7 separate regions of the Mus musculus genome follow, and regions 1, 2, 3, 4, 6 and 7 are each linked to region 5. Evidence: chromatin loops called from intact Hi-C (ENCODE). Cell type or tissue: left cerebral cortex. All regions are shown on one strand. Region 1 holds the start of Nnat (neuronatin). Region 2 overlaps Mroh8 (maestro heat-like repeat family member 8). Region 3 has its middle 5.2 kb from the start of Blcap. Region 4 has its middle 14 kb from the start of Blcap. Region 5 holds the start of Samhd1 (SAM domain and HD domain, 1). Region 6 holds the start of Rbl1 (RB transcriptional corepressor like 1). Region 7 holds the start of Mroh8 (maestro heat-like repeat family member 8).

Region 1 (4,000 bases), 420 kb after region 5:
GTGAACCAAGGGGAAAACGGGGAAAGGGGACGAGGAGGGAACGAGGAAGGTCTTGACGAGGAAGGGTTATGGAGGTGACATTGAGACTACACTGTATCCACACAGGTCATATCAAGGGTATAGATTCCCCAAATCAATGAGCAAGGGGGTGGGCCAATCCGTCAGCCGGGACCCAGATGGTGACAGAACACACAACCATAAGACCACCCACGACTACAGGACTCTACAACAGAAGCACCGATCAGTGCCATTATTCACATTGTAAGGATAAAACATCACAGGCCAAAAGGCTCCATTAGGAATGTGGTACCCGCAGGACTGCGGGATTTGAAACTCCAATGCTTTATGACCTATGTCAATGCCTCCCCTCCCGTCTTCTGCTTCCTTGGCAAGCTATCTCGGCAGACGTTAGGTGCCCACAACACCGGGGTCATGGGCTGATTCCGGAAGTGGGGAATCGGAGCAGTGGTACAGGAAACAATTTCCCCAGCAGCTATAGCAGATGAGAAAGAGGGCTGCCAGGAAAACCAAGGCACATATTGTGCAAGGTTTCCGTTCCAGGAGGAAGCTGAGCAGGTAGAAGCCCATGAACATGGAGTGGCTGAACCACAGAGCGGGGTTGAGGGGCTTGGGGATGAGGAGGACGGGCAGCAGCCACTGGAGGCAATACATGATCTCTGCCGGGCAGGGCCTTCACCAAGGCTGCCAGGCACCGCTGCAGGAACCGACCTAATGGGAGCCAGCAGGCACAGGTGGCTGCCCTTCGCTTTCTTCGACTCTCTCTCCAGGAGCTGAGCCGCTGTGCTCTCTGGCTGTCAGCCCGGGATCACCAAGGCAGCAGGGATCCTGAAGAGAAAAGTCAACACAACAAACAGACAAAGGACAGACAGACACACACAAAAAACAAAAAACAACAAACAAAACAAACAAAAAAACAGGAACAAATTGTATACTTATTTGGGAAAATGGATCATGGTTAACAACAGCAAATGTGAATGCCCTTTCCTCCCCACCCACCCATGAATGTCTACTCCTATCCAAATTATTACTTAAAGATAGCCTGCTAGGGTGTGTCTTCCCTAGGCTTCTACTGGGGGATCCCAGGAGGACACGGTCCCCACAGTGGGCTGGCTTTGCCTGGGCCCTGCCCAGCAGAGATCATGTATCGCCTCCTGGGGCTGCAGCCCGTCCTCAAAGGTCCCAGACCTCACAATACCGCCCTGTGGCTGCCACAGGACACCATGGGCTTGGTGTTGTGCCACCGTGTGGTAAGGAAAGGCTCTGTATCTAGTCTCACATCTTGCTGCTACTGAGTGTGGTGGAGTATGCCAATTTTACAACAGTTATCTGTGCACTGCCGACCTGGAGAGGCTAGGCAATGGAACCTCAGATCCTGGCAAGCTATGGGAAGATACAGTAGAAAGCAGCCTGAACCATTGTTTGCCTTTTGCAAATAGTTCAGCATCATTTACCCCAAACCAGCCAACTTCTTTGAAAAATAAATTTTTAAAAAAAGAAAACCAAAACCACAATACCCAAACTCAGTTGGACCATTAAACCTCCATCTTTTACTGACATTGAACAGAAATGGGTCTATGAAAGTATTTAATCAAAATTAATGTCCTATCCAAATAGGGGCAAATACTATTTGGCCTCTGTGCCAAGGAGGCTTGCTGGAGAGGTACTTTCTCCAGCCACTGGGACCGTGGGAACCTTCTACTTGCAGATGGCAATTTGGTCTTGCTACCATTATCGCAATTCACTAAAGATCTATAAGACAACGCTAACAGAGGACACAAGCTTTACTTTGAAACTAGAAGACAGTAGCCACAACCCTACGTGGATGTAGCAAAATCCTATTTTGTGTTCCAGCTGCATAGCGAACTCATACAAAGAACCACCCTGGCTCAGGCAGACCTACTAAGGATTAAGAGAAGGGAGCACAAAAAACAGAGGTCCGTATCTGTCCCGCAGAAAATTTGGTCTACTTCTCCATAAAGCTCGCTCCTTTGGCACACACAAAGCACGCCAATCCTTCCTACATCCCTCCCAGAGTAGATACAATTGCTTTAGCTACGAAGAGCAAGAGTGCCGGTCCAGCTCGGGATCGCAGCCACTACCGCCTGCCGGACAGAGCGGGAACCAACAGTCAGAAAAGATCAAAGATTCTCACAAAACAGCTGGCATGGGTTTAAAATTCACGGACTAGTAGGAATGCAGAAAAAAGGTATACATTTTGCTTTCAGAGAGACTTCTGTAACTTCGGCTTTCCATCCGTATGGAAGGTATATTTTGGCGCGGCACTGGTTACGCGGCATGTAGAATTTGTAGGCTTGGGTGTGTCGAACCAAGAGGCTTGCACCCCTACCCTCATTCTACACTGTAGAGCCACGACTTCCCTCCATTTTACACCGAATTTCAAAAGCGGGCAGAGCAGAATCTTCTGGAACGGTGTTAGAGCGGGCTCAGGAGGTGGGGGTCGGTGTGGAAAGAACAGACGGGATTTTTTTTTCTCTCTTGGCGAATGAGGAGCGCCCCCCATCACCCCTCCTTCTCAACATCCCCCAAGCGCGCATGCGCACTTAGGTGGCAAGAGGGTACTTAAGGCACGGCCACCGGGGCTGCGGCATTGCGCCCAGCAGCGGACTCCGAGACCAGTAGACCTCGGCGAACCCTTGCTCTCGACCACCCACCCACTTTCGGAACCATGGCCGCAGTGGCAGCAGCCTCGGCAGAACTGCTCATCATCGGCTGGTACATCTTCCGCGTGCTGCTGCAGGTGAGTATGTACCCGGGCTTTGGGTGGGAGAGGGCACCCGAAACGCGCCCCGGGACCCCTTAATCCATATCGCGATTGCCGCCCCTACCCAACCCATCCTATCCCAATTGCCGCAATCCCTGTGTACCAAAGTGCCGCGGTGGTACTATTTGTCCCCGCCCGTTCCCGTGCCCACATCCTCGCGCAGACCCTGTCCCCAGTGCGCCCGCGCCCAGCCGGGAACAAAGACTCAGGGGTGCGGCGGTCGCCCGCTGCGGACGATCGCGACCAACGCGGTAAGAAATACCCGCTATATTCAGGCTCGATCCCAGGAGGGAGGCGGGGCACTTGTGTGCTGTGAAACTTTACAGTTCGCACAACAGAAAATTTTCACCTTAAAAAATTGCGCAATGCAGGAAATTTTCTTTTAAATACACTATGTACACACATATAACACTTGGGTGGGTGAAAAAGAAGTTAGAAAATGGCACTCCTCAGGAAAAATAACAAAAAGAATCTCAATAAGGGGGAAAGGGAGGAAATAGAGAAAACGCGCATTGCAGGAAAAATAAGCCAGACAAAGGCACTTACTAGGAGAAAAATGGATTAGATAAAAGTGCATTGGAAAAGAAACAAAGAAACGAAAAAAAAAAAAAAAAAAACCGAATTGGAAACACACTAGAGAAAAAAATGCCCCTTGCAGGACAAAAACGGAAGGGGAAAGAACATTTTCAAAAAAAAAAAAAAAAGAAAGAAAGAAAGAAAAAGAAAAAAGAAAGAAAGAAAGAAAGAAAGGGGCAAATCATTTTATGGAAAAAGAGAGTGCGCGATATCGCGCGCAAAAGTGCTTCTCTTAAAGCCAAACTGGAAGAAAGCGCTTTGTGCAAAAAAAAACTATCTACCCCAAGAGCTCCCTTTGCAGGAATCCTGCTAAAGGAATCCTTTGCCAAAGGAATCGCATATTTCCTTCAAGGTGTTCCTGGAATGCTGCATTTACTGGGTAGGATTCGCTTTTCGAAATCCTCCAGGGACACAGCCCATTGCGAGAAGTGAGGTATACTTAAGTTGTGGGTCCAATCAGCTTGCAGCCATGCAGCTCTCAGCACAGTTGGAAAAGCTCCAGCTGCCCTGACTGGTGGACAAGCTGTGCCTCGGCCGCCACTCCAGGCTATGCTGGACAGGCGGGCGGGGCAGGGGGCGGGGCCGGGCGGGCAAAGCAGCAGCAGCAAGCAGCAGTAGCAG
Region 2 (4,000 bases), 120 kb after region 5:
CTCACAAAAGGATGCCACCCCCCACATAGTTTTCAAAAGTTAATATGTAGGGGATTTTAAGATTTGCACTTATTCATTTAGTGTTGGAGAAGTCAGTGACAGTGTTGGAGCAGACTTGTCACAGTGCATGTGTGAAGGGCAGAGGTAACTTGTGGGAGCTGACTCTCTCCTTCTTCTATGTGGGTCCCAAGCATCAGACTCAGGTCACCATCTTTAGTAGCATGTGCCCTTACACACCGAGCCTTCTTCTCAGCCATTTTAATCAGCTCTAGCAGTCTATGACCTTGAATGGGAAACCAGGGTGCGTGTGGGAGGTGCTTGGGGGTGTCACCTGAGGTCAGTGATGGTGACAAAGATCTCCTGGCGCACCATGCTGGTTAGAGAGTGCAGAGGCTCCTCCTGTACCAACACCTGCAGCGAGAGGAAAAGAAGTTCAGCTATCTGAAAATGTTCCAGCTCACAGGGGCAGTCATAGGAAATGTGAATGGCCTATAGAAGTAACCAGGAGACTGGCCAGGAGCCCTACTCTCAGCTCCATAGAATGACAGAACTGTGTGCCAAGCTGTCCCTTGTCCTCTTACTAGCTGTTTGTGCTGGCTCAACCTAGTGAGTCTCCCTGTGTGTCTTAGTCAAGGTTTCTATTCCTGCACAAACATCATGACCAAGAAGCAAGTTGGGAAGGAAAGGGTTTATTCAGCTTATACCTCCAAACTGCTGTTCACCATTAAAGGAAGTCAGGACTGGAACTCAAGTAGGTCAGGAAGCAGGAGCTGATGCAGAGGTCACGAAGGGATGGTACTTACTGGCCTGCTTCTGCCTGATTGCTCAGCCTGCTCTCTTATAGAACCCAAGACTACCAGACCAGGAATGGCACCACCCACAATGGGCCCTTCCCACCTTGATCACTAATTGAGAAAATGCTGGATCTCATGGAGACATTTCCTCAACTGAAGCTCCTTTCTCTGTGATAACAGCCTGTGTCAAGTTGACACACAAAACCAGCCAGTACACTGTGCCTCTGTTTTTTCCCCTGTAAAATGGTACAAGAGTACTAATTGGTTGTTGCATTAAGTGAGCTAATTTATAACTCCTGGTAGCCCTTAATAATTGTGTCAGCTGTTCATTATCAGGGCTTATTTCCAGTTTAGGTATTCTGGCTCTTCTCTCTACTGAAGCAGTGTCTCCAGGGTCATGACTGTGATGGTCTACCTGTCAACTTGACATTGAAGTGGAAACTTAAGGGTTCTTTGGAAAGTCAGTTGAGTTGGATGGTGTTTTGCTGGGGCAAACACGGAAAGGTGTGTTTTCCTGAAGCGGACACAGGTAAAAGGCTACATTCACGAAGGAACATTTTGCTAAAGCAGACACCGGTGAAAGGTTGTTTTGCTAAAGCAAGCATGTGAAAGGACATGTGACAAAGGATTCTTCACTAGCGACACGCATGTATTGGTCTCACATCGCGTGGTTGAGTTGTATATGTTGGGAATCCATAGAAAGAAAGGCACCAAAAAACTTCTGGTGCTGTGTTGCGGCTTCTTGCTGCTTCCTTGGACTCAGGCCAATTGGCAAAATGATGTCAGCTGAGAAAGAGTCATGTGTAGCTTTGCTGATGAGCACTGGGTCTAGATTGGTTCTGGATCATGCTCATGTGAGTGACTGTCAATGTGGTGAAACCTCATTGGTTATCCACCATTTCCTAGGAACTGCCCTGGCCCATAGAAACGAACACTTCACAGTCACATCTCTGCTGTATCACTGTGTCCCACTGGTCAACTATTCAGGAGAGACACCCAGGCCAACTAATTCCCTCAGAAATTTAGAATTGGGACCTCTTCGACATTCTTTCTGGATGGTCACCAACTTAGGCATTTTGTTGCAGGACCCCATGAAATCCAGGCTGGTCTCAAACTCACTATGTGGTCAAGGCTAACCTTCAACTCATGGTCTTCCCGCTTCTACCTGGGCATTACTAGCATGAATGGTCATGGCCATCTCTAGCTGATCTTCAGGGAGAATTTAGCATTTAGGAGCACTGGTCCTGAGGACAAAATAAAAGAGAGGCAATTTGGGGAAGGGGGGAGATGGGGAAGAATGGACATGTATTCAAAGCAGCACAGCTACATGGAGAGAAAGCCCTCTTGGTGCATATGGCTGCCACAGCCTCTGCTCTCCCTTGGTGGGGAGAACCTCTCTCCTTTTCCTGGTGCAGCGGCCTCTAGTGGAGTTCTCTCGCAGTGGCCTCGTGAAACTCATAGGCAGAATGTGCTTGGAAGATAAAGCCCACATCTCTGAGCTTTCCTCATCTGATGCAAACTCGAATCTGATTGGTGACTTGCTGTGCCTCCTGTTTTCTAAAGGAACTCTATCTTCATGGCTTTACAGCCTGCAGGGGCACAGCGTTAAGGCAGTGTCTTCAGTCTTGACAGCTCTCCAGGGCTGTATGTACCTTATCTAGATAGCTTAGGGGGTCACAACTAAATCCACAGGTGCAACCTAGCATTATCCCCTTCCAAAGAACTTCCTGGCCTTCAATCAGTCTTTCCCAGGCTCAGGAAAAGATGACCGAGGACTTTCCCACTTGTGTTCACTCCCCACTCTCATCAACTCAGCAGCCTTGATGGTTGAGCTTTCTGTAGCCACACAGCTCACACGCAGATGAATGCAGCCCCTTTTACTGAACCCTCAGGTCTAATGTCTTCTGATTGCAGCCTCTTTGGACCCTTTCTGTCAGAATGATCCTTTCCCTTTTTAAGAAACTTTATTATCATTTCGTTTGTGTGTGTCGACACATGTTGTGTGTGCAGGTTAGACAAAAGCATCGGCTCCCCCAGAGTTAGTGCTAGGTGAATTCTAAGCCACGGATGTGAGTGCTGGGAACTGAACTCTGTCCTCTGGAAGACAGGAAGTGCTCTTAACTGCTGAGCCATCTTTTCAGTTCCAAGAACGATCTTTCCCTTGCTCCTACCTTCCTGCTCCAGTTCTCTCTCTCCCCATTCCCTCCCCCCAACAAACACTTCTCATGGCCTGCCTCTATCCTCCCGACCCAATGCCTCAGCATGAGCCTACCAAGGTACCCCCTTCCCCCTCACCTCACCACACACCTCCACCAGAACATACCCCCCCTTTATCTTTTTATAAACACATCAGTGTATATGTATAACACACACACACACACAGTGCCAGAAGAGGTCAGAAGAGACCATCAGATCCCCTGAGACTGGAGTTACAATGGTTGGGAGCTGCTTGATGTGGGTGCAGGGATCTGAACCCTGGTCCTTTGGAAGGACAGCCAGTGCTCTTAACCACCGAGCCACCGCTCCAGACCCTCAGCTCTGTTTTTGTTGTTGTTTTTACACTTCAGTGAGCCAGAGTTAATTTTGTTGCTCACCTCCAGAAAGAATCTTAAACAATCTTAATAAAAACGAGAGGCCTGGGGAGAAGGGATGACAAAAATACACTATACAAAGTTCTCAAAAAAACTTTTTTTTTTTTGGTTTTTCGAGACAGGGTTTCTCTGTGTAGCCCTGGCTGTCCTGGAACTCACTTTGTAGATCAGGCTGGCCTCAAACTCAGAAATCCGCCTGCCTCTGCCTCCCAAGAAAAAAACTATTTTTAAAATAAGGGAGGTTCTACATGATGGGATCACAGGCATGTGGAGCTGTAGTGAAAACCAACTATGTAAAGACCCCTTCAGGCACAGGGAAGTACCATGAAGGAAACAGGAAGATAGTCTCTCTGAGGAAAGGAAATTTGAAGGAAGGGTGAGAAATGGATCTGCTGTGAGAAAGGGAGGAGCAGATGTGAATAAAGAAGTAACTGGGATAAACGGTTACCTTGAACTTGCCAGGTGTGGTGGGGGGCAGAAGAATCAGGATTTCTCTGAGTTCCAGGCCAGCCTGGTCTACACAGTGAGAGAAAAACCAACCAACTAACCAACCAACCCAATCCAACCAATCAACCAACTAGCTAAACAAACAAACAAACAAACAAACAACAAAAC
Region 3 (4,000 bases), 440 kb after region 5:
TGGGGAATGTTTTCGGTCATTGTGTATTCAGACACTGATTTCTGAATCCAGAGATCTGGTTGCAATCTGGACTTTGGTGTTGTCATTATTATGAAATAGGAATTGAGACTCAGTATGTTGTAAAACATTGTATCCCAGAATCTTCTGATTGTTTAAAATAAAGGGCTGAGCAGCTTACAGCTGGGCAGGAAAGGAAAAGGTGGTACCTCTGTGCTCAGAGAGAGGGAGCCAGTCTCAGGTGGGGAACCAGGGAGTGGCCGTCACTGGGAAGCCGAAGAAGAAGGAGGTGTTGTCAAGGCAAGGGCAGGTATCAGGCCATGTGGCTGGAAAGCAGTCTGAGAAGTAGTCTAAGGCCAGCTTTGTCGGGTTGGAATAGCTCAGAACCTGCCCGGCTATAGTGTCTGAAGCTTATTAGTAAATATAAGGTATACATGTCAGTATTCAAAACAAGGGTGGGTATAGAAAAGCTCTGTACTTATACAGATCCCAAAACAAGGGTCAGAAAGTGTTCCTAGTACTTCTGTGGCGGTGTGGGCATTGCCAAAGCCCCAGTGGCCAACTTTCTTATGGGAACTGCAGAGCTGGAGGCAGGCATGGCTTCTCACCTCCGCTTGGTTTCTCTGGTTGCTTCCACCCTCAGGCTTGCTCCATTTGGATCCTGGGATTTGGAATGACCCAGAAACCCTTTCTGCCCTAAAATTGGGCTAAGCCAACCTTGACTTCCTGCCAAGGCCTCCGAAATTCTCCCCGTCCACCTGGCAGCCAACCAGGACACCTGCTTTCCTCAACTCGGCACCCCCTCTGAAACTAGTCTTTTCCTTGGGGATCCCTGTCTCCTTTAGACCTTTTTGTCTTCACTGCCAAAGTTTGGTCCTGATCACCACCCACCCTCCCTCCCTCCCTCCCTCCCTCCCTCCCTCCCTCCCTCCCTCCCTCCCTCAGGCCTGTACTGGCCTCTCTGTTTTGACTCCTGTGAAACCCCAAACAGTCCTTGTGATGGCTAGTTTTGCCAACGTAGCCAAGAATCACCTGGAAAAAGTCTCAGTGAGGGACTTACTTAAAGCAGGTTGGCCCATAGGCATGTCTGTGGAAGATGCTCTTGATTGCTTTAATTAATATGGGAAGACCTGGTCTGGAAGTTGGTGGCACCATTCCCTGGCTTTGGAACCTGGACTGTATAGGCAGAGAAAGGTCAGTGAGCACCCAAGCCTGTATGCATTCATTTCTCCCTGCCTATGACTGTGGACTTGGTGTGGCCAGCTGCTTCCAGCTCCTGGCACCTTGACCTTCTCTCCCACCCCATCCCCAGTTATGACACTCTGTAACCTGGCTCTCTCTAAGCTGCTCTCTGTCAGGTTTTTGTTACTGTTTGTTTGTTTGTTTTTTTTTTTTTTTTAATCACAGCAACAGAGATCACAGGTGTCCTTCATACTGCAGCCAGAAGACCCTGTTACTCTCCTCTGGAGGTGGTGTCCCCTCCTCTGTAGTGACCTGTCAAAGTCCTCCCCATCAGCCTTCAGTTGCTGTGAAGGGACACTGTGACTATAGCAACTGTTACAAAGGAAAACATTTAACTGGGGGTGACTTACAGTTTCAGAAGTTTAGTCCATTATTGTCATGGCAGGAAGCATGGTGGTGTGCAGGCAGACAAAGGTGCTGGAGAAGGGGCTGAAAGTTCTTCATCCTGATCCACAGGCAGCAGGAGAGACAGTGAGCCACTGAACCTTGGCTTGAGCTTCAGAGACCTCAAAGCCCACTCGTTGCCTAGTGACATACTTCCTAAAGCCACACCTCCTCCAGTAAGGTCACTCCCCCTAATAGTGCCATTCCCTATGAACCTATAGGGGTTATTATTCAAGTCACCAGAGTCAGCAAGTGCTGACCCGTTGGTCTCCTACAAGTAGCACTTTAAGCACCAATCAAAGTGCAGTGGGGGTGGGGTGTGGGACTCCCCCAAAGCCTGGCCCCATGAATTTACCAGATAACTTTTGAGTGTGCAGATTAGGTCTTGTCCTCAAGTGACCTTTAGAGACATATATTCAAATGGAGTAGCCCTTCCCAGGGCTGCCCTCTGCTTTAGGACTCAGTTTTTAGGACTCTCTCACTTGGGAAAGCAAGAAGGAAGTATTTTAGCCAAGTCTGTGGTGACACCTAGCGGTATGGTGCAGAACTGCCGGATTTTTTAAAACCTCAAATGCCAAAGTTAACTTTCAGTGCGATTTTGTAACATGTAGACTTATTTGTATGTATTTTACACAAGATGAAACGGTGGAGAGCATTGGCTGAGGATGCCTAGACACAGGTGGTGGCTAGATTTTAATCTAGGCCATATGGATCTGAAGCCTAAATCCTAGACTTTAGTTCCTCTATACCAGACCCTTCTGAGGACGTGAAAATTCATACCCCTGGCCTCACGCAGAACACAAATATATAATCTTTGAAAGGAGCCGGGAGATGGAGGAGCAATGAGCTCAGGACTGAGGATCAGTTGTGGAGTGTGGGTTGGCAAAGATTGTGTTGAGGGGGCTGGCAATGAGTCCTGTTGGGATCCTGGACTGTGTAGGAAAAGGAGCTTGTACTACCCACTCTGCATCCTGATGGTGAGTGTGCCCTGACCTGATACTTCAAGTTACTGTTGCCTTGACTTCCCTGTGTCCATCTGTGAGCAAATACAAACCCTTTCTCCTTCTCTTGTTTTTTTGTCAGAGTATTTAAAAAAAAAATTCTTCTCTCATACATTGTATCCCATCCACAGCACCCCCCCCCTCCAAGCATCTCCGAACAACTTCCCATTTTCACCAGATCCACTCTTCCTCCATCTCCTTTCAGAAAACATCAGGCCTCCAAGAGATATGAACCAAACAAGACCTAACAAGTTACAATTAAGATGAAACACATACTCTCGTATTGAGAGTGGAAGAGGCAACCTAGCAGGAGGAAAATGACTCCAAGAATAGGCAAATGAATCAGAGACACCCCCAGTCTGACTGTTAGGAATCCCACAAGAACACCAAGCTACACAGCCACAACACATATGCAGAGAACTGAGCTCCGATTCATACAGGCTCCACGAGTGTCACTTCAGCCTTTGTGAGCCCCCATAAACCTTGCTTGGTTGATTCAGTGGGCCATGTTCTTGTGGTGTCCTTGGCCCCTCTGGTACCTACAGTTCTTCCTCCCACTCTTCTATGGGGTTTCCTGAGCTCTGCCTAATGTTTGGCTGTGGGTCTCTGCATCTGTTCCCATCAGTTGCTGGGTGAAGCCTCCCTCTCTAATGATAGTTGGCCAGGCACTAATTTATGAGTATAGCAGAGTATCATTACTAATCATCTCATTGACTCCCCCTCCCCCCCCCTTGTGTTTGGGTCTATCCTAAGTCTCTGGGTGTTCAGCCTTTGGCTTCTGGCCATCCGGGCTCTCTTGCTGGACCACTGCCTGGAGTGTTACAGCTCTTAGAAAAGAAGCAATGAAGTAGCTGAGGTCCTGTGTCTCTTGTCAGCTACTGTGACAGTGACAGAGATGGTGTGAGCCTGCCCAGCCAGGCAGGTCCAAGATCCAGCCACCGGTGAGTGCTTTGGGAGAGAGAACTCTTCCCCAAGAGTTCAGTAAAGACAGCCACTCTCAGATGATCCTCGGTGAAATAACGTGTGTGCTTTATTTCATGTGGATAGGGGCTATATAAACCCTGAGTGGGGTGGGATTTAGGGGGTAGGTGGTTCCTATTGGCTGAGTTTGAGGTGTTAGTGATGCTTTATTTGCATGGGGAAGGACACCAGGTCTTATATTACTTGACTGACTGCACATGATCATCTTAGCGGGGTGCCTTTGTTATCTGTTCCAGAGTAGGTGCAGAATCATGGAGAAAGCCGTTCAACTCTTGATCTCAAATCTGTGACATTCTTGGCTTCTGAGCTCACTCAGCCTTACCAGTTCTTCTGTCTGGTCTGGTGGCACGCCCCACATCTCCTATAAGTACAAACCATATTTGTCTTTTTGAGTC
Region 4 (4,000 bases), 440 kb after region 5:
AGCAGACTCATAAGCCTGGTGAATGGCAGGCAGGCCACAGTTGCTTCTGGATCCTATGGAGGGCTTCTAAGGATCCACAAGATCTGTGTTGATCAAATTCAGCTAGAATATCAGACTGAAGGTTAGGCAGCATGAGAGGGTGGCTCCCATACAGGATCTCAAAGGAAGTAAGACCAAAGTGGAGAAGGTGTTCCAAGCCCCATGTAAGGCATAAGGTAGGAGAGACATCCAGTTACCGCCAGTTTCAAGGGTTAGTTTGGTCAAGGCCTCCTTCAGGGTTTGATTCATCCTCTCTATGTGCCCTCAACTCTGGGGTCTGAATGCATAATGTAATTTCCAATTGGTACCCTATAGGTGGTGGTTCTGATGCTAAGGTCCTGATCCCCAATTGGTTCTTGATCAAGCAATAAAGATGCTAGGGGCCAATTGCTAGGTGGAAGAAAAGAGGTGGGACTTCCAGATCCCTGCAGGTTGTCTAAGAGATGCAGGGGAGGAAAACTTTGCCATGCTTCAGAGGGAAAAGGAGCCATCAGCCATGTGAGGTCTCTGGTGGAATGGCCATGGGTCCCTTCTCCGACTGGGTCTGGGGGAGCAGGTGGGATATTAGAAACATAATTAAACTTAAGGCAGATTTAGAGGGCTGAACAAGGAGAAGGTAACTGGGAAACTGAAGATGAAGGGAGATTTAGGGTGCTGAGCCCGGAGTGAAAAGAAGGGCATGAGATAGCTGAGGAAGGCTTAGAAGATCCTAACAATTGAGCCAATAAGGCAGGTTGAAATTGAGCTCTGTGTGTGTGTGTGTGTGTGTGTGTGTGTGTGTGTGTGTGTGTGTGTGTGTTCTGTGTGTGTCTTTGTCTGTGTCTATGTTTTTCATCTGCAAATCTAACATTCTCTGGGTGGGGGCCGGTAGCATGGTCTACCAGGAGCTTAAAGCAGGGTAGCAAAAACTACACACAACAGCACCTAAGATCTGTGCTAAAGATTGAGTTACCTGGGAGATGAATGCTGGTCTACTGTCAGAAGCAAGTTGGGTAGGCAGACTATACCTGGGTATGACTTCTTCAAGAATTCTCTTTGCCACTATGTTGGCAGTCTCCTTTGTAGGGTAAGCTTTTACCCATCCTGAAAAGTTATCTATAAAATCTAGTAGATCTCCACATGCTTCTGGCCTTATCTCTGTAGCATCTCTTTCTCAATTGACCCCTGGCTGTTGGCCTCTAATCCTGGTTTCTTGGGTCCCTTGATTAAGGCTTGAGGGGTTCACAGCCTGACAAGTGGGATAGTTTGAGATTACCTGACTGATGAAGGGTCCCAAGTTATATATTTTGTTATTTGTCTCTCATAGCAATTCCTTTAGTTTTTGGTGACCCCCATATGTGAAGCTTGATGCGTTTGATGGATGAGTGGCTTGGTGAGCTCCTGAGGTAGGATGGGACAGACTTCGAAGGTTAGCCACCATCCATCTTCTCTTCTGCAACTTCCCTTACACTTGGCCTGATCTTGTCTTCAGCAGTATATTTGGGGATGGCTGGGAGTGCAGGGAGTGACAAGGCTACCAGGATGTAGGCAGTAAAAACCTGGGTGGCCTCTCTTGTGGCTTTATTAGCTAGCCTGTTTCTTCAGGCTATTTCTGCTGTCCCTTTCTGATGCCCAGGGCAATGAATTATTGGCTTTGAGAGGAAGCCATAACACTTATAGTGGAGCAAGTGTTTCTTTATTATTTTTGATGGCTTTTTCCTTCAGCACTCGACAGTCCCCTCCCTAGGTATGTGACCCATGTATGTGAGCCATAGCAAAGGCATATCTGCCATCAGTGTAGATGTCAGCTATGGCCCCTTTGACCAGTTTTAAAGCCTGGCTTAGAGCCATCAGTTCAGCTTTCTGGGCTGAAGTTTCTGGCAGCAAAGCAGTTAGTTACCCAAATGACAGAGTCCAAGTCCACTACTGCCTCCCCCACAAACCTGGTTCTGTTCTGGATGAAGCTACAACCATCTGTGAAGTAAATGTATTCTGCTTCTGGCCAGGGTATGCCAGTCAAGCCTAGCCTGATGTCCTAGACATACCCCAAAATGATAGAGCAGTCATACTGTACATCTTGAGGACAGGTCAGGTAGCAGGGTGATTCAGGTGAAGGCAGTTGATGGCTTATATCTTATGCAAGGGGGATTCAAAAGAAAAGCCTGGAAGTATACCAGTCTGGCATTGGAAAGCCATTGGCTAGGTGGATTCTTTTTTTTTTTTTTAAGATTGATTGATTTATTTATTTATTTATTTATTTATTATATGTAAGTACACTGTAGCTGTCCTCAGACACTCCAGAAGAGGGAGTCAGGTCTCGTTACGGATGGTTGTGAGCCACCATGTGGTTGCTGGTATTTGAACTCCTGATCTTTGGAAGAGCAGTCGGGTGCTCTTACCCACTGAGCCATCTCACCAGCCCAGCTAGGTGGATTCTTGAGGGTCCCCTCAATAGCATGGGGCTGGAGGTGGGGATAACAAGCTTCTACCTCATGGTTATTTTGTCAGCATCTTTGACCAGCAGGGTGGTGGCAGCTATAATTCAGAGACAGGCTGACCATCCCTGGACCATTGGGTCCAGGTTTTTGGATAAGCAGTCCACAGGTCATTTCCATGGGCTCAAAGTCTGGGTGAGCACTCCCTTGGCTATCCCCTTTCTCTCACCCACATTCAGGTGGAATGGTTTGTGAATGTCTGGGAGGGCCAAAACGGATGCCTCCAATAAGGTTTTTCTTAAGCTCTTAAAAGCTGTGTCCATCTCAGGGGTCCTTTCTATCTTATCTTCTTGGCCCCTGGTGGCCTCTCAGTGAACCCTGGTAACCCAGAGTCTACAAAACCTGGTAGATCCCAAAAATTCCCATACGTGCCTTCCCTTTCGGGTTGATAAAACTAGAATGCTAAGAATAGTTTGCTTCCAGGCATCTGATCTGACAGCATACACTGGACCCCCTTGAGTATGAACCCCAGGTAGGTGACCTCAAATTGACAAAGTTGGGCCTTCTTAGCAGACACTCAGTAGCCCAGTTGACTCAGCTCCTGTAGCAGGTCTCTTGTGGCCTCCTGGCATGTCTACAAGTCAGAGGCCAAAATTAGGAGGTCATCCACATACTGGAATAAGGTTGTTAGGGGTGGGCCCACTGGCACTCACCCAAGTCCTCATGAAGAGCCTTACCAAAGATGGTAGGTGAATTCTTGAATCCTTGAGGCAGACATGTCCAAGGGAGTTGTTTGTTGAGCCTCTCTCTAGACTTTGCCATTTGAAGGCAAACAGGCTGGCTTTTGGGTGCCGGGGTCAGGCTGAAGAAGGCATCCTTCAGGTCTAGCCTAGTGTACGTAGTGTGCTTAGGAGGGAGGCTGCTCAGCAGGGTGTATGGGTTTGGAACTGTGGGGTGGATGTCTTCCACCCACTTATTTACCTCCCTCAAATCCTCCACAGGTCAATAGTTATTGGAATGGGGCTTATTGACCAGAAGAAGAGGAGTGTTCCGTGCTGAATGGCAAGGAATCAGAACCCTGGTCTCCCAGAGCCCGTTGTGCAGGATGATCCAAGTTCTGGCCTCTCTAGGCATTAGATATTGGCTGATTGGGCTAGGGTAGCTCCAGCTTTTAATTGGACTAAAACTGAGGCCCAATGATGGGCAAATCCTACTGGATTCCTTTCTGCCCAGACCTCAGGGACTTCTGCCAGAAATTTCTGGAGTAAAGGCTCATAGGTGGGGCTAGTTGAGGGAACAATTTATATTCTTTGTCTAAGGTCAGAACATAGATGGGGCCATTCTCACTTAGCATTTCCAGTCTGTCTGGGCCAAAATGAATTTGGGCTCTTATTTTGGTGAGGAGATTTCTTTCCAGCAGGGAATATGGGAATCCAGGGATGACAATAAATGAGCGAGTTACCCATCCCACTCCCAAGTCCACCTTTCTTCAGGTCGTCCATATATAGGGCTTGGTGCCCATTGCCCCTTGTACCCATGTTTTTCGA
Region 5 (4,000 bases):
GAACACCATTTCAGAAATAACTGGAATGAATTCGGGAATCCAAAGACTTAACCTTTAAAAAATCCAACTCTGCATTTTTTTTTTTTTTTTTTTTTTGTCTAATAATGTGACTTTGGAAAGTTACTTAACATCTTGGTTATCAAAACATCATCTGGGGCTAGAGAGATGGCTGATCAGCAAAGGGCACACACTGTTCTTGGGGAGGAGTGAGGTCAGCCCTCAACACTCACTTTAGTTAGGCCAGTCACAGCTCCTGAGCTCCAGCTCCAGAGGGTTGGCTGCCCTCTTACAGCTTCGACAGACACTGTGACAGACACTGTACTCATCATACACATACCCCCTACCAACACCCCCATAAAAACATAACTAAAAATAAAAACAGAGCCAGAAGAGATGGTTCCATGGTTAAGAGCACTCACTGCTCTTGCAGAAGGCTCAGCTTCAGTTCTCAGCACCCCTGTGGCAGCAACTCCATCATGGAGTCACTCCAGTCTGGCCTCAAGGACCCCAGCACTATATATATATATATATATATATATATATAACTATATATATATAACTATATATATAACTATATATATATAGTTAAAATGAAATCTTGCCAGGTGTGGTGGCCTACACTTTTAATCCCAGTACTCAGGAGTCAGAGGCAGGTGGATCTCTGAGTTCGAGGCTAGGCTGGTCTATAGAGACTACATAAGACAGGCCCTGTCTTACCCCACCCCCACCCCCAAAGTTACTCTTCTGTAGAGGGAGAGAAAAAGAGAAACGTGAGTTCCTATTTTTAAGCTTTCTTTCTTTTTTTTTTTTCCCCCAGAGCTGAGGACCGCACCCAGGGCCTTGCGCTTGCTAAGCACTCTACCACTGAGCTAAATCCGCAACCCCTTTTAAAGCTTTCTTAAAGTCAGTCCTTCAGTTAGGCACAAGGGGCTCCACCCCACAAGAAGTAAAGTTCACTGAATTTGAAAATCATAACCACGGAGGGGCCACTTTCCAAGCGAACACCTCCGGGGATCGATCATGCAAGGGGTTAAGCTTCACAGCCACCAACCAAGAAAAAAAAAAAAAAAAAAAAAAAAAAAAGTTGAGCAGATTCAAAGTGTTGACGGGAGCAAGACCAAGAACCAGAAGCATCCCTTAAAATTCTTAAAATTCTTGAGTGGCCAAGTTGTGGAATGTTGGGGTTTCAGTGAATAACTTGCTCTTATGTTGGAAGAGAAATTCCCTTAGTAGCACTCTGCAAATACAATGAGCACATACTGAACCCTACTAGGCTATTATGATAGTCAGTGAGAATCCAGAGATTAAGCACCTTCCCTCCCCTTTAAGGAAAACCCCAAATTCCGGGACCAGCTTCAGAGTTAAACTTAAAAGCGCTCAAAATCTCTCATGGGGCCAAGTGTTCCGGGAGCTGCGGTTAGCACAAAAGGGTCTCCCAAGCCAGGTGAGCCTGAAAGACCGCAAGCCACAGCCGGAGGTCTGGGGTAAAATCTTCTAAGAAGGGCGGGGATCGCTCCTGGCAGAAGTGACAAGTTCCCGAAAAGACCCTTCTACCAAACCTCCCTGGGCCTCTACTAGGTTCGCCGCCCAGAGTGAACCGATGGGCTTGCACTTCACCTGTGCCCACCTCGGGTAGCCCGTGTGTTCGCATCCCGACAGGGCGCCTCCTTCTCCAGCGGCGGGTTCCCGCCAGCCGCTTCCCCCAGAGACCTCCCCCTTAGGATGCCTCCCATGTGGACTCTCCCTGCTCGGCCCCACGGTGGCCATCCTTCGTCCCTCAGGCCCGCTACCTCTGAAGATGTCCAGCACTTTCTTCTCTCGGAAACCACGATTCTCTAAGAAGGAGCACACGTCCTCCGGTTCCCAGGTTCGGAGGTCGGTGTTTTGGAAGTCGTCGTCTGCAGACAGATTAGCTGTTGCAGGAGGAGTGCTCGGTGGCGTCCTTGGGCTGCCATCGCAGCGGGGTCGCTTAGCTGGCTGCTCCAAGGGTGCGCTCTGCATGGCTACCTCCGACACCCGGGGCTGCGAAGTTAAGTACCGCGGCACCGGCTCGCGCGCAGCCGCACTGACACCACACCCCAAAAGTGAGTCCATTCAGTTTTGCCAGCCTCCAGGCCTACTGCGCAGGCGCCCCGGACATCAGCCCTGGGAGCGTGGCCTCCCCGGGGCGCTCGCGCCCGGCCCATTGCGCAAGCGCAATGCCTACGCGATCGCCCTCAACTCCGCCCTTGTGTTTCTCCGAAAGGGTGGTGTTATTAGAAAAGCAAAACTGAGTTGTGGTTAAGAGTGGAGACTTTAGTGAGGACAAGGCCAAAGAGGGCATCTGGGGCTAAGGAAGGTTCACCACGCTCCAGATTAAAAAGGTCTTCTGGTGAACTGCAGGTATCTTCCTGAAACAAATACGTTTTGCCAGGTTTCAAACACCCCAAGCTGTAAACTTGTTAAAATAAAATTAAAAACAAAAAACAAAAAAACCCTATAAGGCAACAAAGCTGCCACTCCTATCCCAGAGCAGAAAACAAGGGACTGGCCCAACTGGAAAACCCTGAAGTGATTGCCAGCTGGTTGTCGGACTGTCCTGTTAGATTCCACATTCACAGTTAGTTGGCAGCAGACCGCCCTATTATTTCCAAATAGACAGTATTTTTACTAATTACTAGTCAGTGTCCAAATAGCAGGCTTTCTTTTTTTTTTTTTTTTTTTTTTTTTTTTTTGGCGTTAAGCCATTTTGGGACAGACCCCAAACTTCCCCATAAATCTTTATCCACCCATTACTAGTACAACGACCACTAATTTACGACACCTCTTCAGAAACCAAGACACATACACATCTAGGTATTTTAACGTCAGGCAGTACAAATGAGATGTTTAGTGGTGAGCCCGACAGCTGTAAGTGATGCTTAGGCATAAAATACAAGCTTGAGAGCCGGGTGTGGTGGCGCACGCCTTTAATCCCAGCATTTGGGAGGCAGAGGCAGGCTGATTTCTGAGTTTGAGGCTAGCCTGGTCTACAAAGTGAGTTCCAGGACAGCCAGGGCTACACAGTGAATCCCTGTCTCGAAAAAACAAAACCAAAAACAAAACAAGCTCGAGGCCCGATGTTCATTACCCAGCAACAAACAAACAACAGACAAACTAGAAATCGGATGAACCAAAATATTCTTAGCAAACAGTGCTGATGTGATCAGGGCCCTGTTCTAAAGGCTTTACAAACATTCATTTAACGAATTTCAGATGTAGGAAAGTGAAGTATAAAAGCTGGGAGAGAGGGCTGGAGAGATGGCTCAGTGGTTAAGAGCACTGACAGTCCTTCCAAAGGTCATGAGTTCAATTCCCAGCAACCATATGGTGGCTCACAATCATCTGTAATTGGATCCTATGCCCTCTTGTGTTGTGTCAAGGACAGTATGGTCATATACATAAAATAAATAAATAAATCTTAAAAAAAAAAAAAGCTGGGAGCTAAGAAACAACAGAGACTGGGCTTCCTGCAAAAGACCATGCTCTTACTAAATCTGCCTTAGTCAGTACTCTCTAAAGGAACAGAAATGTTAGAGTAAATATTTATGTGTGTGTTTAAAAGGGATTTATACAGGATTTAGTTCATGTAGTCCAACAATGGCTGTGAGACTCTGGAAAAGGCCAAGAATGTGGTAACTGTTGGGTCCAGGAGGCTGGTTGTCTGTCATAATAGTCCCAGCCTGGCACTGGAGTCCTGGAGGAGTCCTGGAGAGCTGCTGGCCCCCTGTCTACACTAGAATCCCAAAGGAGTTGGCTTTTGTCCAAAAGGAAAGCCACAGGACTGGCATAGATGAATGTGCTAGTGAGAGCGAGGGCAAGCAGGCAAAGAAGCTCTTAACTGTCTCTCATATCTTTTCATCTGGGCTGCCAGCAGAAGAACCAGAAGATTTAGGACGGGTCTTCTGGTCTCAAATAATCTAACAATCTAATAATTCCCGGAGCAGTCAAGTTGTCTAGCCAAGATTGGTCATCACCCTAG
Region 6 (4,000 bases), 70 kb after region 5:
CTGACCAGCAATTATTTCGCTGGCAGTCTGAGTCAGAGGAATCCTATATGTGAATCCTGCCCATGTGTATAATGAAAGCTTTTGTACATCTCAGTTAGATGCTGAAATAGTCTGTCTCCATACCCCCTGGGGGATGGCTCCTGTACTCCAGAAGATAGCAAAATCCAAGGATGTTTAAGTCCCTGATTTAAAATGGCAATGCATTTGCACATAACCTATGATCATCTCTAGATTACTTGATGTAAATGCTATATAAATAACATTACATTGTTTGTGGAATGACAAGTCTGTTCATGCTCAGGACAAATGTAATTTTCCCCAAAGACTCTTGATCTGCTGAATGCATGGACATGAATTCCACACACATGCCAATACAAGTCTACTTCTACACTAAGCTTATGACCAATCTGGGTTTCTATATTAGAGTGACTCTAATTCTCTAAAAAAAAAAAAAAGGATGTTGAGCTGTAACACCACCAAGAAAACAGGTATAGTAGTCACTGTCCTGCTGTAAAGACAAATTTTATATATGTGTGTGTGTGTGTGTGTGTGTGTGTGTGTGTGTAGTCTCAGGTACTTTTCTCTCATAGGAGTATAGACATGTGTACAACAGTTGCTCCCTATTTCCTACTCCCTGACCAGCAATTATTTCGCTGGCAGTCTGAGTCAGAGGAATCCTATATGTGAATCCTGCCCATGTGTATAATGAAAGCTTTTGTACATCTCAGTTAGATGCTGAAATAGTCTGTCTCGATACCCCCTGGGTATATATATATATATGTATACACACACACACACACACATATATATCATTAACATATGTGTGTGTGTTACTGGGAATACCTAATAATGATAACAAGCACCATTTATTTTATTCAGAGCCAGATACCACATCAATCGTTAGAGCAACGGCCTGGCAGAGAGGAACGTGGGGCTGAGAAGAGCTTTGTGTGTGCTGACTTTGATCTATCTAACTACAGTGCATGGTATAAACGAACTAACTGCTACACTCGATTAGGTGGAAGAATGGAGGAGTTAAAGGGCTCAAACTGCTGTACCAGGTTGCATGGCAAACTGCGTCACCTTGGGCGCTAAATTAACTTCTTACCGACCCCACTTTCTCCCTCTGTGGAATGGGGATCCAGTGGTGTTTCAAACGAGTTGGGGAAGACATAATCAAAGGGCTGAGCAGCGATGAGTAATTCATTTTACCGCGGGATCAGGTCTGATCGATTTAACGGCAGCACCGCGCCGTTTGGGGCACTGGGCGGCGCGCAGAAATCAAGTTTGAAAGTTGGGAGCCTAGGGAACCCCCGCAGAACCGGCGGCTCACTTTCCGATCTTCGGTTTCCCGCCTCAATCCAAATGGGTGGGTTGGCCGAGCTACACCCACCCTTCCCTCCCCGCACTCCTCGGAGACCCTCGTAGGTGGGGAACTCCCACCGCCCGATAGGCTTGGGGCGGGGGCGGGCCGGGGGTGGGGCCTGGCGAGGGTCGGGGCCGCCGCCCACCTGCCGCCGCTCACCTCTAGGCTGTAGTTGCCGCGGATGGCCGTGAAGTCATCCAGGGCTTCGGCCGCGCTTCCCTCGTCCAGGTTCAGTTCCTGGCACAGGGCCTGCAGCGCCTCCCTGGCCGCGGCGACCGCCGCCGCCCCCTCGGCGTGGGGCTCGTCCTCGAACATATCCCCCTCCGGCCCGACGGGCGGCGCGACCGGCTTCGGGGTTTTCTTTTCCCTCCCGGCGAGCTACCCACAACCCCCCGCGACAAAGCGCGCGAAAATCGCCTTCTTGAGCTCGCCTTCCCTTCATCGTCTGCCTCCGCTTTTCTTCTCAAAAAGTCCCTTTCTCCTCTGGAGCCCGCAGCAGCCCGTCTCCCGGAATGGGATAAGAAGATGGACCTCGGACTCTAACGGAGATCTAGCTCGGGCCCTGGGTGGGCAGCTGCGGGGCTCCGGGCCGCGGGGACGGACGTGAGAGAGCGGGGCGGAAGGATCCGAGCCGGTGCTGAGGCTGCCGGGACTGTAGCTCGCGCCCCGCGCTCTCCACCGCGGGTTCCCTGGTGTGGGTGACTTGGGACTGCGAGTCCGTTCACGCTAGTGGGAAGCCTTCTCCATGACACTGTCCTGTGGACCCTAGGTTTGTCAGCTCCCCGGCGCGCCTCCAGCCCGCTCTCACTGAGCTTTGACCCTCGATGGAGGTGGAGGCGGGAGCTGCCGAAAGTGGCTTCTTCACGTAGAAGCGCCACGTCAGAGACTCCCAAATCTCGCCAGAAAGGGATGCAGGGACAAGGGTTTGGGGTGACGGGTCTCAGCCTCACTCCCAGGATTCTGGAAACTGTCCCAGTAAATAGTCGTTTCAGGAATAGAGATGGTCCTCGCGCTTACCTGAAAGGTGTTTTTAAAACCTAAACTAGAACCTGATCGTTTTCACTCAGAATCCTGCACGAGATCATTTTTTGTCTTTAAAATACAGAAAAATAATAGCATTCAGATGCACCAGGTAACTCGTAACCTTGGGAATATCAAGCTAGTTCTCAGTCGCAGGAGGCTTTTCTCCGTGTGTGAAAATGCTATTGTGCATATCTTTGCATACCTTGCTCTTCATCATTTAAGTCTAATTTTAACCTTCTCAGGCCATTACTGAGCAGTACATCTATAAGCTGACACCTAACTTCTATTTCATCGTCTCCATTGTACCTTATCTGAAATTGTCATACTTATTGATCAGCTCTTCCAAGAGAGTTGGATGGTAGGATAGAATCGTTTGCCTTCACTGTATTCCCTGATTTGGATTATTTCTCTTCTACACTAAGGACTTGGGGCAGTGTGTTTGAAAATTACAGAGTAGTCCTTGTTTGGATGAAGGAGTCACTAGAGAAGAAAACAGGGACGTCAAGGCAAGTTATGAAGGAGTTCCTATGCCCCACTAAAGCCTCATGGTATACTCAAAGCAGAGATTTTAACATGTTAATGATGATTAATTTGTTTTGGACAAAATCCACTGCTGCGGGTATGGCCTCGTGGAGACTACCAAGTTTGGAGGTAGTAGAGTGTTGTCTTACATGACGTATCGGAAGGAATCGTTGAATTAAAATACAAAGGTGTACTGCTCAAGGAAGAGTCCTGATATAGGGAGATGGAAAGCTCTCTAAATCCCTAATAGGCAAATGACAACAGACCAAAGAAATAGCTCCAGCCTCATCTAGCTTTAGTGAGACGGTGAATTAGTTTACTGGGGTTACATAGAGGAGTAGCAGGGGTGACTCAAAGGCATTGCATCATCAAAAAGCGCATTCTGTCCGGGGTGACAATTGCAAAAGCTGCATCCTTGGAGCTCCCTGCGTGCACTAGCTGAAAAATCTCCCTACGGAGTTTGGAGGATCTTTTGTAGAAATCTATTTATTTATTTTTTGTCTTTATTTACAGAGCCTACTGTGGTAGAAATCCAAGTGTGTCTGAAGAATCTTTTTCTTACAGCCTTAGCTCAATGATAAGCCAGACCTGCTCACTCATGAAACAGAATGGAGAGGCCTGGAAGGTGAAGAGAAAGCAGACAGGACCAAATGTACTAGGTATTTCTGAGCGACTGAGTTAGGAGTGGTGAGAGGTTCCAGTGACATTGGAAATGATGGGAGCTGAAGAGATGGCTTAGCAGATAATAAACAAGCGCTTGCTGCTCTTCAAGGTGATGTGGGTTCAGTTCCCACCACTGACAGGGCAGCTGGCAGCCATTCATAACATCAGTTCCAGAAGATCAGATACCTTCTTCAAGTCTCAGCAGTTACCAGCCACAAACATAGAGTACACACATACATGCTGCAAAACACTGATATACATAAGCTAAAATACATAACCAGATAAGCTTTTAAAAACAAAAACATGTGAATGGGAAATAAGGTTGGGTTTCCCCATTCTGTTCTTCTAAACATAATACTGGAATAGTCTACTGTACATTATCTCAAGATTATCCCATCATTACTTTTTCTGTAAGAAAATTTAATA
Region 7 (4,000 bases), 140 kb after region 5:
CAATGACAAGACAAATGCTGCGACAATGCTAACATGTCGTGAGATCAGGAAATGAAGACTTTAATTTCCAGCACATTTTCTTTCACTTTATGACTATATAATTTAATGTCCTAAATAGCTATTTGCAAAAATTCCAAAAAACTTAACAGCTGGCTCCCTCTCTAGCACACCACTGGCTTGTCTTATTACTGAACTGGTAGAGTTCTTTAAATATATCCTAGTTCAGCACTACCCAATATAACTTTCTGGGATAATGAAAATATCTGTCCTGTAATTTCAAATTACTCAGTGCAAGATCCACCAGCTACCCTGAGCACAGCATTGGCTGATCAGAAGCATAGTATAGCTGAGGAGCTGAAGCTTAAATTTTACTTAATTGGACTAAGTTCAAAGAGAAATTACTGCAGAGAGCTAGTGACTGCTGTATGGAGGAGTGGTCCGACTCCCCGCTACATATCTGGAGTGATACTGAAGAGAAGCAGCATTGCTGTATTGCAAAATTCTACATGTTCACAATAGTTAATTAGCACACATCTAGGCTGTCATCAGAACGCAAGGGCTGAAATATTTCCTTCCTTTTAAAGTATTAAAAGTAACATTTCACAGAATAATAATAAAGAGTAAATAAGATAACATATGTAGGGTGCTCAGTACTCTTTCTGCCTATATTGTGAGCTCGGTAATCAGAGCTACACATTAGTTCTGGCTTCCATTTTTGAGTCTGTTAAATTTGCAGACCAGCGCATCCCTCAACCCTTCCTGGAGTAGACAGCAATTAACACGGAGACCCAAAACTGGTCAACACACAGAGAATAAGAGATCTTGGGACACTCAGCCCTAAATGGGATGTCTACAGCATCCCCTTTACCTCAGGGCTCATGGGCGTGGGTCTATGTGGAAGAGGAGAAGGATTGTTTAAGAGCCAGGGGTGATAAACGGCTTCCAATAAGCAGTTTTTCAGGGATTGTGTCAGTATGCACAAGACCCACAAAAGCTCAAGCCATACAAAACACAGAGAAGGGGGAGTGGGCACAAAAGACCCAACTGTAGCCAAAACTATTCATAACTGATAGCTGCTGGGAGAGGGAAAATCAGTTTTCTTCAGTGGAGTGACTGGGTATATCAACCACTCTCCAGGGCAGGACTCCATGCTTAGTTTGTTTTTTACTTTAGAAAGAGGAAAAATAGAGCATGAGTTGGGTGTGTAGGGAGTTGGGGGAGGATATGGAAGGTGTTGGGGGAAGGAAATGAATATGATCAAAATATATTGTATGAAATTTTCAAAAAAAAAAAATCAAACATTTTAAAACGCTCCTCTCCGTTACCTGTATAGCTCACAGGTTTGAAAACTGGATAAACCCTCACTCACCAGCCAATTATTAATAATCTAAGTAATGCATTAACCATAATTTCCCAAAGTGGATAAAATCAAATGTTACGATAACGCTCCCCTCCCAACCGGACCCTTTTAAAATTGGCCGGGCTGCGGGAGAGAACCGTGAGTGACAGCGCGTCCGGCCAGTCACTGTCACTGGCCAATCAGAGGTGGCCCCGTCTTAGGCCCGCCCCAAGGCCCGGCCCAATCGGGTCCCGGTGGCGGCGTGAGCAGGGCGGTTGAGAGGCGGTCGGTTCCAAGTGGGTCCCGGCGCGGGGGAGAGGACGGCTTGGCAAGCAGGACCCGTGAGTGAGGTTCGCACGCCGCGACTCAACTGCCCCACACTGCGGCTGCCGGGCACGGCCCTGCCAAGCGGGACCGCCGCGACTGACCTTTGCCGGGAGCCCATTCTGGCAAGTGGCGTGTGCCGCGGGTCCCTGGCGTCCCCTCCGGCGCGCTCTTGGAGCCACTTCCCGGAGCGGAAGTCTGCCTGCTCGGGCTCCGGTGGGACCTGCTCGGAGGAATGGCGCCGCCGGGTGAGGCGTTGCGCATGGCTCAATAGTGGGGCCCCGCGGCCGACACGCTTTGGGGAGCGGGGCGTCGCCCGCGGGAGGCTAGTGCGGACCACACGGGCGCCGGCTAGGCGCGGTTCCCCTCCCCTACGGGGCAGGGGCATGGGCACGGGCGCTTTCGGGGTCGAGCGTGTGGCGGAGGCTGCGAGCTGGTGAAGTGCTGGGGACCCGAAGGGTTGGTGGCGGGGCGTGCGACGTGGGACTACGGGTCCCCGCAAGGCCGAGCGCGAGCCCGGGCAGCGCGGAGCCCGAGCCTGGCCTCCTCCATTCATTCGAGTAGTACCAGCGGCCTACGCCTGTCACAGAGAGCCACCCCTGGCATCATGAAAGCTTTTGAGCATGTCACTAGACTTTCTTCGACTTCTAGGTTCCTTTTCCCTGACAGGGACAGGAGACTCACAGGTCTGTCTGGGAGCTGAAAGCCTAGGGTATGAAGTGATATTACGGGTGCAGACTTGTAACCGGCCACGTATTGATTGTGAGAACAGAAGCCAGGGACTCAACAGCTTAGTTTCTCATCTGGTATCTGCTTCGCAAGAGTTGTGTTAAATGATATTTCTGTGCTTGCTTTTAACAGTGCCGGGCAAAACTCAATGCTTGGTAGATTCTGAGTGGATAGGTGGGAATCTTAGTGTATTCAAGTCACTATTTTATTTGTTGGTAAAGTGGCTAAAGTCAGAACTTGCATTGAAACTTAAGTTTGAGTTTCAGTTATTTGTCTCAGGGCAAGGGAGTGGGCACCTACTTAAGAACCTTTTTTCTTTTCTTTACTTAGATAGGGTCTAGGGAGCTGGGAGTTGGTTCAGTGCAACTTGTGGATCTGAGTTCAAATCTTAGCACTGGGTATGGCTGGCTGCATTGTGCACGTAACCCCAGCATTGGAGGGCAGAGACCAGCAGATCCCAAGAGGTAACCATCTAGTCTAGCAAAAATGGTTCTAGATCAGTGAAAAGGCCCTGCCTCAAGGCAAGAAGGCATAGAACATCAGAGGAAGTCATCCTGTGTTTACTCTGGCCTCTGCATGCCTGTGCACTGGCATACACTTATGTGCATGTACCACAATACACACAGAATAGGTAGGGTCTTACTATGAAGCTGGGGCTCCAGCTCAGACTCACCATCTTGCCTCTGTTTCCCTAGTCCTGGAGTGACAGGTATGAAATAGTTTACAAACCATTTCTTGGTTTGTAAAATGCAGAAAATACCCACCTCACTTGGATATTAGAAGGCTTAAAGACTGGTGCAGTGCATACAAAGAACTCAGTATAATTTGGGCCTACCCATTCAATTGAGTGTTCAAGTACGAGCCAGAAAAGTTGCTACTGTGCTTAAGTGTAGAAAGATTCAGCTTCTGGCACAGAGGCTATAAGGGGATTCACAGTTTAGCTGGAGGAGCGGTGATCATAGTCCTTCACTACATCAAATCCCTGATTGCCCATTGGTCATTGGGAATTTTGCCAAATGCCTCGATGTCTCTTTCTCTACATCTTCTTAGCCATTGGCAATTCTGATAGGTTTTAACTTCAAATTGTGGCAAGACTGACTATTTCCTTAGCACCTCCACCTCTGTTCCCTTATTGGCTCTCATTCTTTCTGTATTTGGAGCATGGCAGTATCCTCCTACATAGCTCCTCCCCCTCCTCCTGTCTTCACCCCTGCTTAGGCGGGTGTAACGGGTATAACCCAGTATTGTCTTCAGCAAAGCAATCCTGTTAAATTGCTTGTCAGATCGCTTCCCTACTCAGAGCTGTGCTGTGGTCCCTTCTTTCAGTTGCCTTCTTTCAGTTGCCTACAGGTCCTTTGGATTGGCTTCTGCTACCTGTTAACATATGAGCTCCAATCCTGTCTTTGTATCTAGTTTTCTTGTTACAGTTTCTCATTTGGGCCTTGAGAGATCACTGCATACAGAACACATTCCTCCCAAGATACCAAGACACCTGTTCTGTGCTTTATTTTCTCTCCAGTGCCTCTCTGCTTTCCAATGGGATAAATCATGGTTCTTAACTTTTTTTTCCCACTAGAATGTAATCTGTTTGAGAATGGCGGTTCCGAG

The links. A loop is a pair of places that touch in the nucleus more often than their neighbours do. Peaks named below come from ENCODE experiments on the same cell type or tissue, not always from the same donor. Only the 100,000 strongest peaks of a DNase experiment are listed, where the experiment ranks them.
Region 1: it touches region 5 in a loop (2.0-fold over the local background); 8 of 42 quality-filtered maps call a loop at or near these places.
Region 2: it touches region 5 in a loop (2.8-fold over the local background); 6 of 42 quality-filtered maps call a loop at or near these places.
Region 3: it touches region 5 in a loop (2.9-fold over the local background); 9 of 42 quality-filtered maps call a loop at or near these places.
Region 4: a loop joins it to region 5, with 7 times the contacts of the local background. A loop is called at or near these places in 7 of 42 quality-filtered maps.
Region 6: a loop joins it to region 5, with 2.0 times the contacts of the local background. A loop is called at or near these places in 11 of 42 quality-filtered maps.
Region 7: it touches region 5 in a loop (2.2-fold over the local background); 9 of 42 quality-filtered maps call a loop at or near these places.

The regions. Positions count from the first base shown.
Region 1 is chr2:157,557,482-157,561,481 of GRCm38, forward strand. It overlaps Blcap (bladder cancer associated protein), which reads right to left. Exons shown (of 2, transcript NM_016916.3): 2 at 1-846. The coding sequence starts at 672. The coding sequence ends at 409. It overlaps Nnat (neuronatin), which reads left to right and starts at 2,597. Exons shown (of 3, transcript NM_010923.3): 1 at 2,597-2,779; 2 at 3,732-3,812. The coding sequence starts at 2,708. In left cerebral cortex, CTCF peaks have their summits at 1,269 (motif pointing left) and 2,161; DNase peaks (open chromatin) are centred at 1,286, 2,531 and 3,866; H3K4me3 peaks cover 1,555 bases.
Region 2 is chr2:157,257,697-157,261,696 of GRCm38, forward strand. Mroh8 (maestro heat-like repeat family member 8) reads right to left here. Exons shown (of 25, transcript NM_001039557.4): 5 at 332-411. Among named protein-coding and RNA genes, the nearest start is that of Rpn2, 19 kb to the right of the region's middle. In left cerebral cortex, a CTCF peak has its summit at 2,224 (motif pointing left); a DNase peak (open chromatin) is centred at 2,226.
Region 3 is chr2:157,569,565-157,573,564 of GRCm38, forward strand. No RefSeq gene overlaps it. Among named protein-coding and RNA genes, the nearest start is that of Blcap, 5.2 kb to the left of the region's middle. In left cerebral cortex, a CTCF peak has its summit at 2,162 (motif pointing left); DNase peaks (open chromatin) are centred at 664, 2,156 and 2,993.
Region 4 is chr2:157,577,879-157,581,878 of GRCm38, forward strand. No RefSeq gene overlaps it. Among named protein-coding and RNA genes, the nearest start is that of Blcap, 14 kb to the left of the region's middle. In left cerebral cortex, no CTCF peak of the experiment used is centred here; a DNase peak (open chromatin) is centred at 1,967.
Region 5 is chr2:157,133,089-157,137,088 of GRCm38, forward strand. It overlaps Samhd1 (SAM domain and HD domain, 1), which reads right to left and starts at 2,008. Exons shown (of 16, transcript NM_018851.4): 1 at 1,791-2,008. The coding sequence starts at 2,001. In left cerebral cortex, a CTCF peak has its summit at 2,253; a DNase peak (open chromatin) is centred at 2,129; H3K4me3 peaks cover 1,462 bases; H3K27ac peaks cover 1,088 bases.
Region 6 is chr2:157,202,775-157,206,774 of GRCm38, forward strand. Rbl1 (RB transcriptional corepressor like 1) reads right to left here and starts at 1,760. Exons shown (of 22, transcript NM_011249.2): 1 at 1,526-1,760. The coding sequence starts at 1,681. In left cerebral cortex, CTCF peaks have their summits at 1,561 and 1,764; DNase peaks (open chromatin) are centred at 1,232, 1,790 and 1,996; H3K4me3 peaks cover 1,808 bases; H3K27ac peaks cover 1,338 bases.
Region 7 is chr2:157,277,425-157,281,424 of GRCm38, forward strand. Mroh8 (maestro heat-like repeat family member 8) reads right to left here and starts at 2,125. Exons shown (of 25, transcript NM_001039557.4): 1 at 1,768-2,125. The coding sequence starts at 2,051. It overlaps Rpn2 (ribophorin II), which reads left to right and starts at 1,674. Exons shown (of 17, transcript NM_019642.4): 1 at 1,674-1,911. The coding sequence starts at 1,899. In left cerebral cortex, a CTCF peak has its summit at 1,731; DNase peaks (open chromatin) are centred at 1,591, 1,851 and 2,115; H3K4me3 peaks cover 1,721 bases; H3K27ac peaks cover 907 bases.